Regions from separate parts of the Homo sapiens genome. Here region 2 is linked to region 1. The links are chromatin contacts, found by Hi-C or POLR2A ChIA-PET in ENCODE. All regions are on one chromosome and are shown on one strand. The core of a region is the stretch at or near the end of the contact, and the rest is flanking DNA. Distances in the headings are between cores, read along the strand shown. Region 1 overlaps CASC15 (cancer susceptibility 15). Region 2 holds the start of NBAT1 (neuroblastoma associated transcript 1).

The links. Hi-C counts contacts between places; a loop is a spot of excess contacts on that map. ChIA-PET counts read pairs that join two places held with the same protein, here RNA polymerase II (POLR2A). Pooled maps may share reads with other maps.
Region 2: a loop to region 1 is called in a pooled map, with 2.7 times the contacts of the local background. The contact joins the promoter of NBAT1 here to the enhancer-like site in region 1. A Hi-C loop is called at or near these places in 4 of 50 pooled maps. POLR2A ChIA-PET finds 5 or more read pairs at or near these places in 4 of 52 experiments (A549, AG04450, HepG2 and 1 more).

The regions. Positions count from the first base shown.
Region 1 is chr6:22,109,755-22,117,417 of GRCh38, reverse strand. It overlaps CASC15 (cancer susceptibility 15), which reads right to left. Exons shown (of 12, transcript NR_015410.2): 9 at 6,498-6,671. Among named protein-coding and RNA genes, the nearest start is that of NBAT1, 34 kb to the left of the region's middle. Within about 2 kb of position 4,206, at least 4 of the 41 ENCODE cell types and tissues checked have a DNase peak (open chromatin) inside an H3K27ac peak, as active enhancers do.
Region 2 is chr6:22,143,881-22,151,543 of GRCh38, reverse strand. It overlaps NBAT1 (neuroblastoma associated transcript 1), which reads left to right and starts at 4,351. Exons shown (of 3, transcript NR_034143.1): 1 at 4,351-4,504; 2 at 4,793-4,865. All of the region lies in intron 9 of CASC15 (cancer susceptibility 15), which reads right to left. RefSeq lists enhancers at 386-3,199, 5,825-6,326.

The DNA.
Region 1 (7,663 bases), core at 2,957-5,456:
TTACCATACAGATCCCCAGTAATAATCCCATAGGCTCCCATACCAGTCTTCTTCCGCAGTCAATCCTAGTTCATTTAATCCCAGCCCTCCTCATCCATCGCAAGCTTTCTAACACCGCCTTCTGGTCTGCCCATGTTTAGAATGTCTGAGTGACGCTCTAGAAGATAAACGTTCCCTGTGGGAGAGGTTACATTCTGTGTACATGTTTTCCGTATTATCACTCTGGTGAAAAGATGTCCAATGGCTCACCGATGATAACCATTACCTAAAAGAGCACCTCAGAACATCTGAACATTAACATTTCAAACAATCACCTTAAACTATACTATGGCAAAATAAAAGACTTTGCAAGTAAGTCATTATTGTAAATACCCAAAGTAGATGTCACAAGTTTCTCAATATAAGGCTTGTAAATTGAGGCATTTTCTAATAACCACTATGCAGCTGGGCATATCTCCTCAAATTTCCACCAAAAAAATAAATATTGGGTAGACTTTTGCTTATCATCCAGAATTATTAACTACAGCTACCCCCAGAAATGTGGAATAGATGCTATTTCAAGAGGAATACTCTTTCAAGCTTGGCTTCTGAGGTCTGTGGTTTCTCCCTATAAGCCGGAACCACTTGGGAAATAACTACCTTCCTATAAAGCAATTTAGCATTCCCTTCTTTGAAAATGTAAATGGTTCAAAAATTTTAAAAGTATCTTCTCCTTACTAGAAGTTAACAATTTTGTCTAGATGTCAGTGGTTAGCACTAACAGAGGATATTATAGTATGATATTATCATTAGAACTGAATAACTAGTGGAAAGCAATATGATATAAACACCTAACATTTTATTATAGTTCCATCTAGCTTAGTTTGTAAGCATAGAATATAGTAAAATTAAATAGGAGAAAATAGGTACATAATAATATTAATGTATGCCAGTATTAATGTGCTTTTAAAAAACAATTTTTTTAATTATCAAGGTTTTTTCAATAAGAGCATTAAAGCACTATTTTAAAATACCCGCTACATGCAAGAAGCTATGCATTGTAATTGATGTGAAAGTAAACTGCTCTTACAAGATAGCAAAGCATCGATTTAATTTATGTCAAGCTTGTCTGCAATAAGATATGTCATTTCAGAGAAGTATTAGTATGTGTAGTGTATATGGGCATATATTTACATAAGCAAATTATCCATACCTTGAAAGTCCCATAAATGTGTGTATTACTAGGCACATTTCTTCTTATTTAAAACTGTATCTGTGGACTTGAGTAAGGAGATTAAAGACTAAACATATATTAACACTGTGAAAATTCAGCCTGAAAAACTTCAGGATAAGAGATATTTTCATCAACAGATATTTCAAACTGAGTGACCCCAAATCTGTTTAAGACTGTTCTAAAGAAGGAAAGCCCTCATATAATTTAACTTGCTTTTCATTTCACTGGTCTGACAGCCACATACTGATAGCATCTTCAGGTTACAAATCCTGCCTTTTTACCATTGCAGTTATAGTCTCATTTACAACATTAGTGTGCTAAATAGGGACTGCATCAAAATCTTCAATTATTTTCAGACAGTCTATGCAACATTGCTGCTAATTCTAATGCCCAGGAAGCACAATCATCGTAACCTCTGCTATGATCCCAACGAGGATTCCTCAAGCTCCTTATAAATGCATTAATCGCCCCTATGAAAGTCACTGCTTGCTTTTAACGAAGATAATGTATGTTACTGGGATTATACCACTGCATGCAAAATCATTAAAGAAAGGGAGACCAGAATTTATGATTAAGCCTTTGGACAGCAGGGCACTATTTTAACCATAAAAATCACAATCTGCAGAGACAGTGGCCGAAGCAGAGGAACCATTAAAGACTTATAATTAGCATCAATCAAGGTGACACTACTGTTGGCATCTTTATTACTTTAAATACACTAATCAAATACTTCTGCATTGAGATGGAAAGATTGATAGGCAGCTAGACATAGAAAACATCTCTATGGAGAACAACTTTAAATTATCTGTTTGAAAGGTTAAAAAAAAAAAAAAAGTATTGGTATTAGTCAAGTAGGATCCCAACACACAACTCCAAAAGAAAAGTACTCAGAATGGACCTATGACGTTGTCAGGATCCTCAAGTGGATGCTTTAACACTAAGCATTTGCATGTCCCCTCTGGGAACCCACTGGACTTGCTTAATTTCGAAGAAAAAAAAAATAACTCAGGGGAACACAAGCTTCAGGCTACTCTGTCCTATAAATAAATAGCCAAGCACTCCTGCCCAACATTTATATATTTTCTAGCCTTCTCCTTACATGTGCACATGGAAATGAAAGATAAAAGGAGAGCTGAACTTACTACTATTTACATAATTACAATAGGGGCTGTCAATATTATCTAATTGCATCGCTGCTCAATTTCATACCACACAGACTCTGAAATATGCTGTTATTATTACTGCTCATATAAATATTTCAGTCTTAACGAACAAGAAGCCACTCAGCATCTCTGCCACCCCTTGAGCCCATATGGCATTATACCTTAATGACTAATTTTTAAAGGGCGCTCTTCTCCAAACACTTTCTGTGAACAGTTTCAGTGTTCACAAACTGAATTCTTGAGGTTAAGGGCACACACCATAAGGAAAGGATATGAAGTAGTTTTCCGATAACAAAGTCTGGCTGGAATCAATTCAGAATTATGGATAAAGATTTGGCAAGGCATCTCCCAAGGGTACAACTTCATCTTTGCCAAATGAAATTATAATTGCAAAGACTTTCATTATGAAGATGATGAGTCCCAACAATCGTTTTGGCTCCAAAGTTCAACTTTTACTTACAAGTTCCTTAACTGGCACCCCCGCCACTAGGTTTAAAAAATATATTACATTTCCTTTGAATTAATACCTGCCTCTTTAAAAAAAAAAATGGTTTGTTTGTGTCCATAAAAAACTGGGCAGAGTCAAAGGAAATTCTTCATTGCTTCCCCTCAGCAGCGAATAAAGGACTGAGGAAAGAGAATGAATGATAAAGATGAAACAATTGGAAGAAGCAAATTACTTAAGAGGAAATACATACAATTTACTGAAGGAGTACTAGCTAACTCAAATCCAGTTTCATTTTAAATTTTGTGGTCAAAGAAAGATTTTCCAATGTAACATGATAATCTTACAGAGCCAAAGACTAAGGAAAATGCTACAATTTGACTACTGAAAATCCTATTAGTTGGCTGGGCACGGTGGCTCACGCTTGTAATCCTAACACCTTGAGAAGCCAAGGCAGGAGGATCACTTGAACCGAGGAGTTTGAGACCAGCCTGAGCAACGTGGTGAGACTACAGCTCTACAAAAACTACAAAAATTAGCCAGGTACAGTGGCACACACCTGTGGTCCCAGCTACTCAAAAGGCTGAGGCAGGAGGATCACTTGAGCCCAGGAGGTTGAGACTGCACTGACCCTTATCACACCAACACCACTGCATTCCAGCCTATGTGTAGATCGAGAACTTGTCTCAAAAAAAGAAAAAGAAAAAAGGAAAATCCTACTAGTTTAAGCCAATATTTAACAAATCACTCCAAGACATTATGCTGCAATTTTTAAAAGGTTCCAGTATTCTCAACTTCTCTCAAATGATGATAGCAAACACTTCTGCTTCTTAAAAGGATAGCAGTCCCTTATATATGAATAGGGTTTTACATTTTACCAAGTAATTTTATACATATTCACTTTTGCATCAACCTTGTGAAGCAGATAAGATTATTTCCATTTTACAGATGAAGTTATAGACTAAGAGAAGGTAACAGGCCTCTCTCTCAATGAGCACCCAGATGGTAGACGTATCTATTGACTCAACGCCTTCTCCACTATACCATGCTGACCCTGAGTTGCTTTGAAATATTCCATAGCCTTGTTAACTGAGGAGAGAAATCATGAATTACAGATCCTGATTACCTGTAGTAAAGACAAATATTAAAGAGTACTCTTACCAAGAGAAAGCTCTTCATAAAGAACCAGTAAGATGCATGTTAAGCATGAGAGAATCCTAGTCAGTTTGCTTTGTTTAGAGATGGGTCATCTTGCTATTCCAGTCCAAGAGTTTGCTTTTCACTGTTGAATCATTTGATTCTCACTGACGCAAAAGGAATGGGAAAGGCTGTGCAATACTGTATGAGGCTGACCTTACCACTTACGGAAAAGCTGCCAGCCAGACACAAAGTGTTGGCTAATAATGAGTCAGAGATGGACTCAATAATATCAAAGACTTTTATGTTGAATCCTTAACAAAGGAGCTTGATGTAAAAACAAGGGTTTAAGACTGGGAAATGGCAAAAGAAAGGAACAGTCACTTCCCCATCAGAGGACACCCTTTTGCCAAAATTTGCTGAAATGTGTACACAATACTTTTAATACTTTTAAATAGACATGTGTTAGAGAATTCTTATCAGTAAGTGCTGCACGCTAGATCCAAATGAGGAAATAATTTGAAACCTGGCAAATTCTCTTTTAACATAGTAAATAGCTCAAATCTTATTGGTTTATATTTTCCAGTTACTATCATTTTCGTGTCAAAAAGAGGAGGAAAAAGATAATAGGAAAACCAAACGACAAAAATAATTGCATATAATTATATAACACTTGGAAAAAGAAAACCTTCATCTAACAGCAATGGCAGGAGTAGGCTTATTACAAGGACAACATTACCACCCTGGTCCACTGCATTCTCTTTTGCAATGTTTCAATGACTCTCTTATCTTGTTGCTCCAGCAATAATAACTGAAGTTATGTAACTACAGTCCTGAGCTGACTACAAAATACAATGGGTGTGAAGTAATTGAGGTTTCTCAATTTTTAATACAGGTAGGGATATTTTTCATTATATTTATATGTTTCACAATGGAGTCATTATCATAGGAAAAATGAGCTGTGGATATTAAGGACATGGAGTTAATTAACAAATAATATGGAAAACTTTGATAAATCAAAGGAGCTTCTTATCAGTAGAAATGTTCTCCCAATCTAGCAATAAATATTCCAACAAGTCATTTTAAATTACATACATGCTGTGTTGTCATTTTTCTAAGGTGATGGATAAGGAGATTTAATTTCTTTAACTTGGGCATGTTTTCATTTGTTGGAATTCTATCAGATAACGACCAATATAAAGTGTGTAACAAAGAGGCTAGCCATTACAGGCACACAAAAGCATGGGTTTGCCCATCTCATGCCCTGTCCTCAATGGTGATCAGTGGAGAGGGGATGGAAAATTTCTGCTTGCATATGAAGACTCTAAAAATATTAATATAAAAAGAATTCCAAACAAATGTAAGGTGTAAATTTACAGCACTCTGATGGTTTGTTTGGTCTGACTTTGAAAATAAAAGTAAAAGGGCCAACATGCTAACATCCTAAAAAAAAAAGTCATTTAAATAGTAAGAATAACTTATGAGATAATGGAGGTACTAAATGGCCCACTGAACCCTGAAGGAAAATTAAAATTCCTAAGTGAAGAGGAAAAAACTGCTTTGATGCATACCTCTCAGAGAAACACAAAAACTGGGTTTATCCATAAACCTGGCTGGTCACAGAACACATTAGCAATGAGAAATGCCATTCAAGAAAACCCTATAGATCTATTTCTCTACTCATGACCAATAGCTCCACAGATTCAACTAGAATGAAGATCATGAATAAAAAGCTTACAATAAATGGTAGCATGCAGTAGGCAAACATATACAAAGGAGGTAATCCCTGAGCACCAAATTACAGCCTCTGTCCACAAATTATAACAGCACCCTTCTACTATCTAAGATCTGGGTTACGGACATGTAATGCACACTCACTCTCCTAAAATGTAGCCACAGAAGCATGGCAAAGACATACACCTCTTAGGGCTCAAGGTCAAGAGCACAGGACATAAATTCACTAATGCTAAAAATGAATGGAAAGCCAAAGAGAAGAGATGGTCTCTATTACTTTGTATTGAAGCCCATAAGTGGTTTGCAATTGTCGTACAAAATACGTTTCCTCACTATCCTTTGTATTCTGGTGTGGGGGTTTTATTTATTTATTTATTTATTGGCCATTATATGGCCCGATCTACTATACGTCGAATAAAAATGGATCATTTCTAATTTAATAGTGACACAAAACCTTTGGAACTCATACACTATTGACATTGCATACAATATTGACCCTGAATTTATAAAATATTGACTCATTTTTGTTTCTCTGCACTTTTCTCTAGGATGTGAAATGATCAGAATGAGTTTGCCATAGGCTATTGTTTTTGTTTTATTTTGGTTGGTCTTGATGCTCTCAACTAACCTATCACCTGGACAGACTTCTGGTAAGATTCTGACTAACCAAACCAAATTGAAAGAATCAGTTGCATGCTAGATAACAAGAGACTATTTTCATTTTAAATACATCCTGATAAAGCTTTATGGCACTACTTCTTTAAATTTTAAAATAAATGTGTAAGAACTACCAAAACATCCATACCCATACTGTTGCAAACAAGGTACACATGTGGTTTCCAGAGGGAAACAAAATGAGACTCAAGGCAGTAGCATTTGTAGTGGTTCCTAAGCATGGAGAGAGGACCTGAGCTGTAAGCCGTTCTCTCTTCTCTCTCTCTCTCTTCAGCTATCTGCTCCTGGACAAATCTTCAACTTCCTGAAACATAAGCATAATAATATTGACATTACCTCATTGTGTTACGGTAAGGAACAGATGAGAGGGCGTATGGGAAAGCGTTCTGTATACCATAAAATGCTCCAAATACATACATTACAAATGGGAACACTATACATCCACAAGTTAAAAAGAGAGAAAGACACACTGGTGTGGCTGATTGGAAATGTATTCATTATAATACAGATGTGCAAAAAATAATTTTTTAAAAAATGGTGTTTCCCGTCACATAACTAACTTCATGTTGCTCACAAGTCTCCATTCTCCCTTGGTGATAAAAATGCAAAACAAAACAAACATTTTAAGCTGGTTCATTTAATATCACTCGGGTTCTCTGGAAAATGGTCAATTTGGGGCAGATTTTCAGTCTTTCGGGTTGTTTTCTCTCTTCCCCCTCCTTCTGGCATGCTAGCACCTCCTCAGAGGAAGCGTATGTAACGCTGTGGTGGCAAAAGAACATCTGCTCTCATCACTGCCCTTCTTGGGTGGGCTGCTGAAGTCTGAGTAAGGCACAGCTAATCTTGCCTGGTCGCTGGTGGATGTTGGCTTCTAACTTCACTGTAACTGTTTCTGAAGTGTCTGGGATGGTCCTCTGGTCATAGGCACCAAACAATGCCTGCTTGTGGCCATCTCCCCCGACTGACTAGACTCCTCATCTCAGCTCTATCTGATGCTCAGACTCAGCTGTGACTCCAGCTTGGAGAGGGGCACCCTGTAATCTCTGCCACCGATTTCCTTGCTTAGAGCTACCAGGACCCTGCAAGGTGTGCTGATGCCTACTTATTAGGTCACTTCATCATCTGTCTCTCCAGAACATCTGGCTCAATTTTAAGATATGAGGTACCTGGAAAAGACGTGAGTAGAATGGCTTTTTCTTCAACAGGCCACTTTTCAACTCTACTACCTGTGCCAAGATGGTTTGGAGATCCTCAAAAGGCACTCCCCCAGGGTTCCAGAGGATCAGGAAGACACGG
Region 2 (7,663 bases), core at 3,102-5,601, 34 kb before region 1:
AAGCCAGTGAGGGTATGATCGATCAATTACAACATCAGAATATATACTCTATTTTAGCTTGATAAGATTTATATGCTGAAATGTAAACACTCCTGGATTTAAAAAATGTATATATGATTGATAGATTTCTTGGCTCTGATAGCATTAGAGGATTTGTTTTATTTTGTTTTGACTGTAGTCTCCGCTATAAGTAGGAATCACTGTTTTAAAGCATTATGTATCTAAATAGTTCCAAATATTTTTTAAAATGTAAATGAAAAGAAAAATCTACACCTAAATTTTCTCTTGCCTTTTTCACGTGGGCAAAAAAAACTAATGTGACAAGTTTACAAGAATCTCTATTATTCTTTTCCTTTATGTAGCCCAGTTTCTTTTTTACTTGTGATATCCCAGGGTGTTCTCACGAAAATTAATTTCAAATCTAAAAGGCAAGGATAATCACTACTTTCAGCAGTAAAAGGTAACAGAAAGAAATTGCAGTTTAAGCACAGTTAGCATATAATTAAGAACAAGAAAAATTAAAGTATTCTTAAATATGTGTTGCTTTAATTTTTCTCCTGATGGCTTTTCAGATTACCTTAAAAAGATCTATCAAGACTCCTCCTCTAGAAAAGATCTATTAAAAGCCACAGACACTTGGAGATCCATGAGAAGGAAAAAAATGGGTCATCTTATACAGTTGATTATGTGAGTTGTCTACATGCAGTGCATATGTCAGCAACAAGGAAAACAACCTCCAGATACATTCTGCAGGCAGATTTTCTTCTGGAGAAAAACCTATGTTTTCCTATACATTGTGAAGCCAACAGGGTAGGGTAGGAGCAGTTCAGTTTCATCCATAAGCATCCACATCAGGCTGGTTTTTGAAAAGGGAGCCAAACCCACAATACCCCAGAAAATAATATTTTGTAATAACAAAAATGGTATATATATTTTTTTCCTATCTAAATCTGGAATCCTGACCACCTTGTTTTAAACAAGACAGAGATTGCAAGCTTCAATCTGTTTGGATAGAAAAGAATTTATATAAATGTTTTGTTCAAGCCCAAAAGGGAAAGAGAGTTTAAATATACAGTGCATGAAAGATGCATGCCCAACTTCAAAACAGCTTAGTGCACAGAAGAGGAAAAATAATCTAACCTTCTGTTAGTCATTCCCAACAGTTTTTAAGCTTAAATATCTTGCAATTTGCGACATCGTTTCAGTGACCCCAACAGTGAGAGATTAACCAAAATTTCATAACTGCCCTGCCCTCCTCCCCTCATGCATCTTGAGGGGAGGGGGAGAGAACAAGAAGGTCAAAGAACAAATGGAAACAAAATCTGTGTTTTGCACTCTTTCTCTGCACTTGAGAAAGAAAAGGAGGCACATAAATCTGTATAATACTAAACCAAATCTCTTTAATTCCAGTCAGCTTTTATCATTCAGCCACTGAGTCTGTGTGTGGAAAAATTCATGCTAATTCCCCCTAGCAACAGACTCAGCCTATCAGGAGACTTTATGTACCATGCAGCTGCCAGCCAGAGAGAATAACTCTAAGTAGGTCAGGCCTGTATTTCTAAAAATGCTACGGTCTAGTAACCCCACTGTCCCGTCTGTCTGCCCTGCCCCATAATAACCTCAATTGCTTGGTGACACAATGACATACTATCCTGTTAGAGTGCAATCACATCATGCTACATTATTCTGCTGCGAGCATGACTGCTGGGTGAAGGACCCTCGGAGGGGCAGCATTAATCAGGCGGGCATTCATGTCCAGCAGCACTTCGCTCTAGAAATGGGGACTGCATTAATGACCAGCTGTTTGAACTAACACAAACAAAATAATGTCTTCCACCCTGTTGGGTGCACAGAATACACTATTCTGATCTGGCAGGTTCCGCTTCTTGACTAAATCGAAGATGTAAATTAAACGGGCTCAGACAATGTCAGTTTTGGCAACCTCAAAGTGAGTATATTTAAATTATATTACATGTGATTCAAAAAGCTATTGATTTAATATATGCAGCTTTCCATGCTACAATTTTCCCTAATCCACATTTTAAAAAAAGAAAAATGCATACATGGGTAATGCAATACATATGCACATATTACCCAGCAAGCTAAACACACAGAGCTGAACTAAAATTGACTTCTCTTTGGGCAGAGAAACAAAGCAGGTCAGGAGTAATTGTGCAGCATGAACACAAATACAAACAGAAAATGAATGCCATGGAGGAGCACTGAAAACAAATAAGAGTAAACATTCTAAGCCTACGGACCAATCAGCTCCTCCCACTGTCTCTTTGTGGAGGCTGTAGTAGCACCCAAATCTCCAAGCACAAGAGACAAGGGAGGGAAGTGAACGTGGCCTTGAAATCTCAACAACTGTGGTACCCTGACTTCCCATAACGATTACTGACTAGCTGCTGTTTGGCTTCAAGACAGCAAAAGCTCCTTCAAGGTTTAAACTCGGGAGATCACCAAAAATCAAAACTCCTTAGTTGTTTTTTAAATTCTAAAGTGGGAATTTTAGAATTTAATTTACCCTATTTACTCGAATGTAACTTTTGACTTCTCTCTATTGAAATGCACAAAAACAAACAAAAAAATTTATGTGTGGATACAGAGATAGGAGACTGGCAGTGCCATTTTTGGCTATTTAGTAAAACATCTTGTATTGATAGAGCTTGCACTGATATTTTCTCGCATGATTAATTTGCATGTTTAAGCGTTCACAGTTTCATTTAATGAACATATCCCCCCTGACAAATTGATAATTCAGCCTTCAATTACGCAGAATTCAGTTAAGTCTTATCTGTGTAATCCATCAGTATTTGATTTACAAACAGAAAATTTCTTAATCCATTTGCCCTTGTTTGAACTGGGTTTGATAACTTAGTTATGACTATCTTCTTCACTTTGTGGCACATATCACATAGTTATTCTTGGATAGATACAGTCACTGACGCAACCATGAACCGCTAATTACAAGCTGGTGACATTCTGCTTGTCTATGCAGCTTTGAAGTTCTAAGGCTGTTTTTCTCTTGTGCGCTTGCTCTGTTTCATTCTCTTCTCCTCATGCCACCCACCCCCAATCACTTACTCTCTCTTTCCTCTTTTCACTTTAAAGCCTTTCTGGATTCACTCTAGGACTATCTGGAGAAAGAGGTAAGAATGATCAGATTCTGTAACTTATTGCTTTTCCTTTCCTTCTGTACTATCCCTGCACACAGATCTACAGTTTGAAAGTACAGTAATAAGATCCTCACCCAGCCCCATCCGCAGGAATGCATCAACAGCTGGCCAAACATAATCCAACACACAGAGCTGCCTTTGTAGAATTAGTAACAAACAGTGGAAGGGCCAGACAGGCGTCCCAGAAGAGCTCCCCATGACAACTGGGAAACCTCCTCACCCCCAGGGTTGAGCTGACTCCACTGAGCTGGGGTTGGAGAACCCCAGCTCTCACATCTGAATCTACAACAAGCCTCAAGTGCCTGCCCTCAACCTCACTAGAAGCTATTCAGAGGGCATTCGGCTCTCCATAACAGCAAGTTAGAAGCAAGCATTCTCCATACTAACAACAGCCATACTCTGCCTCATGGCACATGCCTTTTGAAATGCAACACTGCAAATCTCCAAATCACATGAACAGCATTTACACCTGTACCTAACCATCAGCTGTGAGCTGGTAGGACCACCTCTCGTCTTTAGAAAATAATTTCTTTTTGCAAATTATAGGCTGATCCCGGCACTCTGAAACATGTAAATATAACACTGTATTCATCTCCACTGAGCATTTAGCATCTGAAGCCTGTGGTAGCCAGCTGGTCTCAAAGTCATCTGGGATACATTTATTTTGATTAAATTGATCAGATTTCTATTTACAGGATAGAATTTTTTTGCCATTACTGAATACAGCTGTGTTTACAGGGATTTGTAGAAGAAGAAAACAAAACCCCACAATCGGTCCTAGCAAAGCACAGAGCATTCAGAACTGGAAGGAGTTAAAACAGAGGGGGCTTGCTTTCACAGTAAAAAGAAAATTCTGCATGCAGCTGCTTTGGCCATGCTGTCTCACTAGTCAGGAAATGGGTGTTGAACTGGAGCTGAAAACACAAGCTGCAATCAAGCCCGATCCAGCAAAGTGACAGACTTCCTGTGTAAAATGGTCAGAAACCTTTTTTCATGTCTCTACATGCATGCACATGCATTTAAATCCATGCTGCGAGGCTGCGATTTTCTCTGGGGACACTGGTACAGTCACCTAGCCCATCAGTTCCTTCGTCGACAGCGCCGGGGACATCCAGACTACAATTTACAGTTCCTCTATCCATGTGCTGGGTTATAAATTATGCCATCCTCCCTAGAATGAGAATGCACAGCAAGCGGCAGACAATCACCCGGCATTCGGCATCTCTTTCTTTTCACGCGCTCCCTCGCTCCGCCTTTCTCCAGCTCTGCCTTCTCAGGCAGATACATCAGATACCTTGTTTATCCATCTTCAGCTCCACTCTGAGGTAAAATGCCACCACATCTCGCCATGGGTTGTCCCCCCAGACTAAATCCCTGGGAACAGCCTGAGCTGGGTGCACGCGGCCGAGGCGACGGCTGCCCTTGCCCTGCGGAGCACGGGTGGGCATTGGATGTAAGGTATTCCTAACTTCCCCTTCCCCAGTCCTTGGCGTCCTCTCTAGCCATCCCACCCCAGGTCTTCTGCAGCTTCACCCTGTCCTCCAAGTCCCCTCGCCCAGCTGCGAGGCAGGAGACCCCGGCCGGAGCTCCGCCAGCAGGTCCTTCTTTCGCAGGGCGCAGACGCACGATTCCGGGATCGGGTGCACCACGGCGAAGCCCAGGCGGGAGACGGCAGGAGCAGCTCAGGTAACCAGGGGAAGCTTGCGTGCCCACGGAGATGCAGCCGTGGAGCTGTGAGGAAAGACGGTCTGGCTTCAGAATTTAAAAAAAAAAAATAGAAAAAAAAAAAAAAAAAGAAACACAAAACAGCGCAGCTCGGCGCCAGCGGGGGTGGAAAAAACAGACACAAACCATAAAAAAAAGCAAGAGTTAAAATCAAATTTCAAAAAAAAAAAAAAAAAAAAGGAAATACAGAGATCAGAGTACTTCATGCGACTTTTATTTCTGACGTTTCTTGGTTTATTGGCCTCCCCACCCCCTCCAAAATCTGTTCTGTCCCTGAACACCACTGTCTGTCCATGAGTGCCAGTCACAAAGACTCTTGCTCCCAAGTGCTGCAGACCCAGCATCACATGAGAAACCACATGACAAACTGCAGTCGGCTGCTGATGTGGTCAACTATTTCACCCAGGCAGGGGGAGCAGGAGGGAGACAAACCTCAAGTGAGACATGCCCCTCTCAGGCGGCCAGGAAGACATTTCCTTAAAAGAACAATGAGAAGCATGCCTCTGAAGCTTGCTTGGGAATACATATACACTTTTACATATGCGCACTTACAGAGACTAAAGAGGCCGTGGATACTTGAAGACATTCTGAGGATGCTGTACCACAGACACTAGCTGGATGGCAGCAATATTATTTCTAGTATGTATTAGTCAAAGCTGATTCCACTTAAGTGGATTCCTGAAAAGCACACACCACGTCTTCATAGCATGATCAGGCTTGGAAAACCTATTCTATTATCTCTCCCTGCAATCTGTATCTGAACCTGCATTCTGAATAATTTATTTTTAGACTAATAAGATGCTTGCCAAGACTGCTCCCTTTCTTCGGTAAGCAGCACAGGCAATATTCACCCGAGTAGGAAAGCCTCGTCCCTTTGTAGGGAGAAGAGAAGAGATGGTTTTTTAAAAATGCAATTTCTTATTTAAAGGCAGACAAACACATAGCAATAAAGTTCTCGCAAGTAATCTTAAAAACAAGTGAAATGTTTCTGCTTCATTGAATCGACATGTCTCTTATTTGCAGTTTGGCATCTCATGCTGGCAAATGGTGGTGATATTTTTCTAACACTGCTCATGGCTGCAGCTACAGCCCTTAAGCCACATGGATATTGCTACTTCTCAGCAGGGTGAGAGCAAACAATTGCTTTCTGGAGCACCTTCCTGTGGAGGTGCTGCACTGCCAGGTATGCTTTACTAGTTACATTAAGGCAAGTACAAGTGAGATGGCCTCAGGGTCTGTAGATTCTGTCACTCATCCTGGAATTAAGTAAGTTGCCTATTTGGGACGTCCTTCCCAAGACGTGAGAGGTATACCTTTTTAGCAAAATTGATTATGCCGGCTAACTAGAACCGGAGAATCATTAAACAGGTGGGAGGTAATTGTCTACAACATGTCTTATTGGACTGTGTAGATATCAAGGTAAGTGGCCTTTAATTCATTTGAGATGCCCTTTCAGCCTCTCACTGTATAAGTGTGTCAAGGATGGTCCCAGACCCTGGGGTTCCAATGATGAGCAAGAGATGCATGGTCTCTGCCATCTTGGAGCTCAAGGTCCAGTAACTGCACACATCTTTTGTCCTTCAAGACAACCTTTTCCCAATTTGAATTCTCCAAAGTTAACCAAGGAAGAGATCCAGCAGTCACTTTTTACCCTTGCCTTTTCAACATCCTCTATGATCTCCCAAATCCTATATATTGTTTCTTTACCATCTGCCCTTGGATTTAAGATTTCTTCTCCATTCATTCCTAGAGTCCAAGCTCAGGTTCTCATACCCTCCCACCCAATGATCTCCAATCTGGTCACCCTCTTTTTGTTTCATTCCATTTGGCAGCCTGCCACCAAACTAATCGTACCAAACCACCACATTCATGATGTCCAGAACTACTGTCCAGATGGGTTAGACAACCCTTTGTCCAAAACCAAGGTGGCTCCTTATTTCTTCACGTTCATACACTACCAGTCAAGACAATCTATTATCTGATTATTCATTGTCTATTTAAACAGATTGGTCTATTAATGATCTTCTGATCACATCCTCCATTGAATCAGAAAAAAAAATGGGGGCTCAATTTTGTTAATAACAACGCATAAAGCATTGTGTAAGAAACAAAGACACACGAAGCATTGTCCCTGCCCTCAGAGAACATACTCTATAGAGCCTGTGCTACTTTTTTCTATCAATCATTACTAACCATTTATTATCTTTTATTGCTAGTCATTTCTTCAGGTTTTATTTCCCATGAAAATAATTAGTAAGTCTCAATCCACTTGCTAAGTGTGGGTCAGATAAGTGGTACCACAGATGGGCTGAAAAGGGAACAAACACTTCTACCTAAATGTCTGCGGAGGTTCCCCGAGTTCTCTGGGATTTGCAGTGAGCTATAAAATATCGGGCCAGGGAGTAGGGCAGGATTTAGGTATTAACAACAATAGCAATGGCAGTCGCTAAAAATTAGCACTTACTATGTGCCAGCATCTATTCTAAGCATTTTAGGTACATTAACCTACTTAATTTTATGAGAAAATATTTTTAATAAGTTATTTTCAGTGATACACAGACAGAAGCACAAGAGGGAGGTTAAATAAGTTGCCCAAACTACACAGCAAGTAAGTAGTAAAGCATATCTGGCCCCCGAGTGCGTGGTCTTAACCACCGTGCTGTCCTGCTTTGGAAATGAAAAAAATTGTGGGAGGGAGACCAGGTAGGTGAAAATACATGCATATGTCTGAAGGTGGATGAAGGAATCAAGTAGGGTGT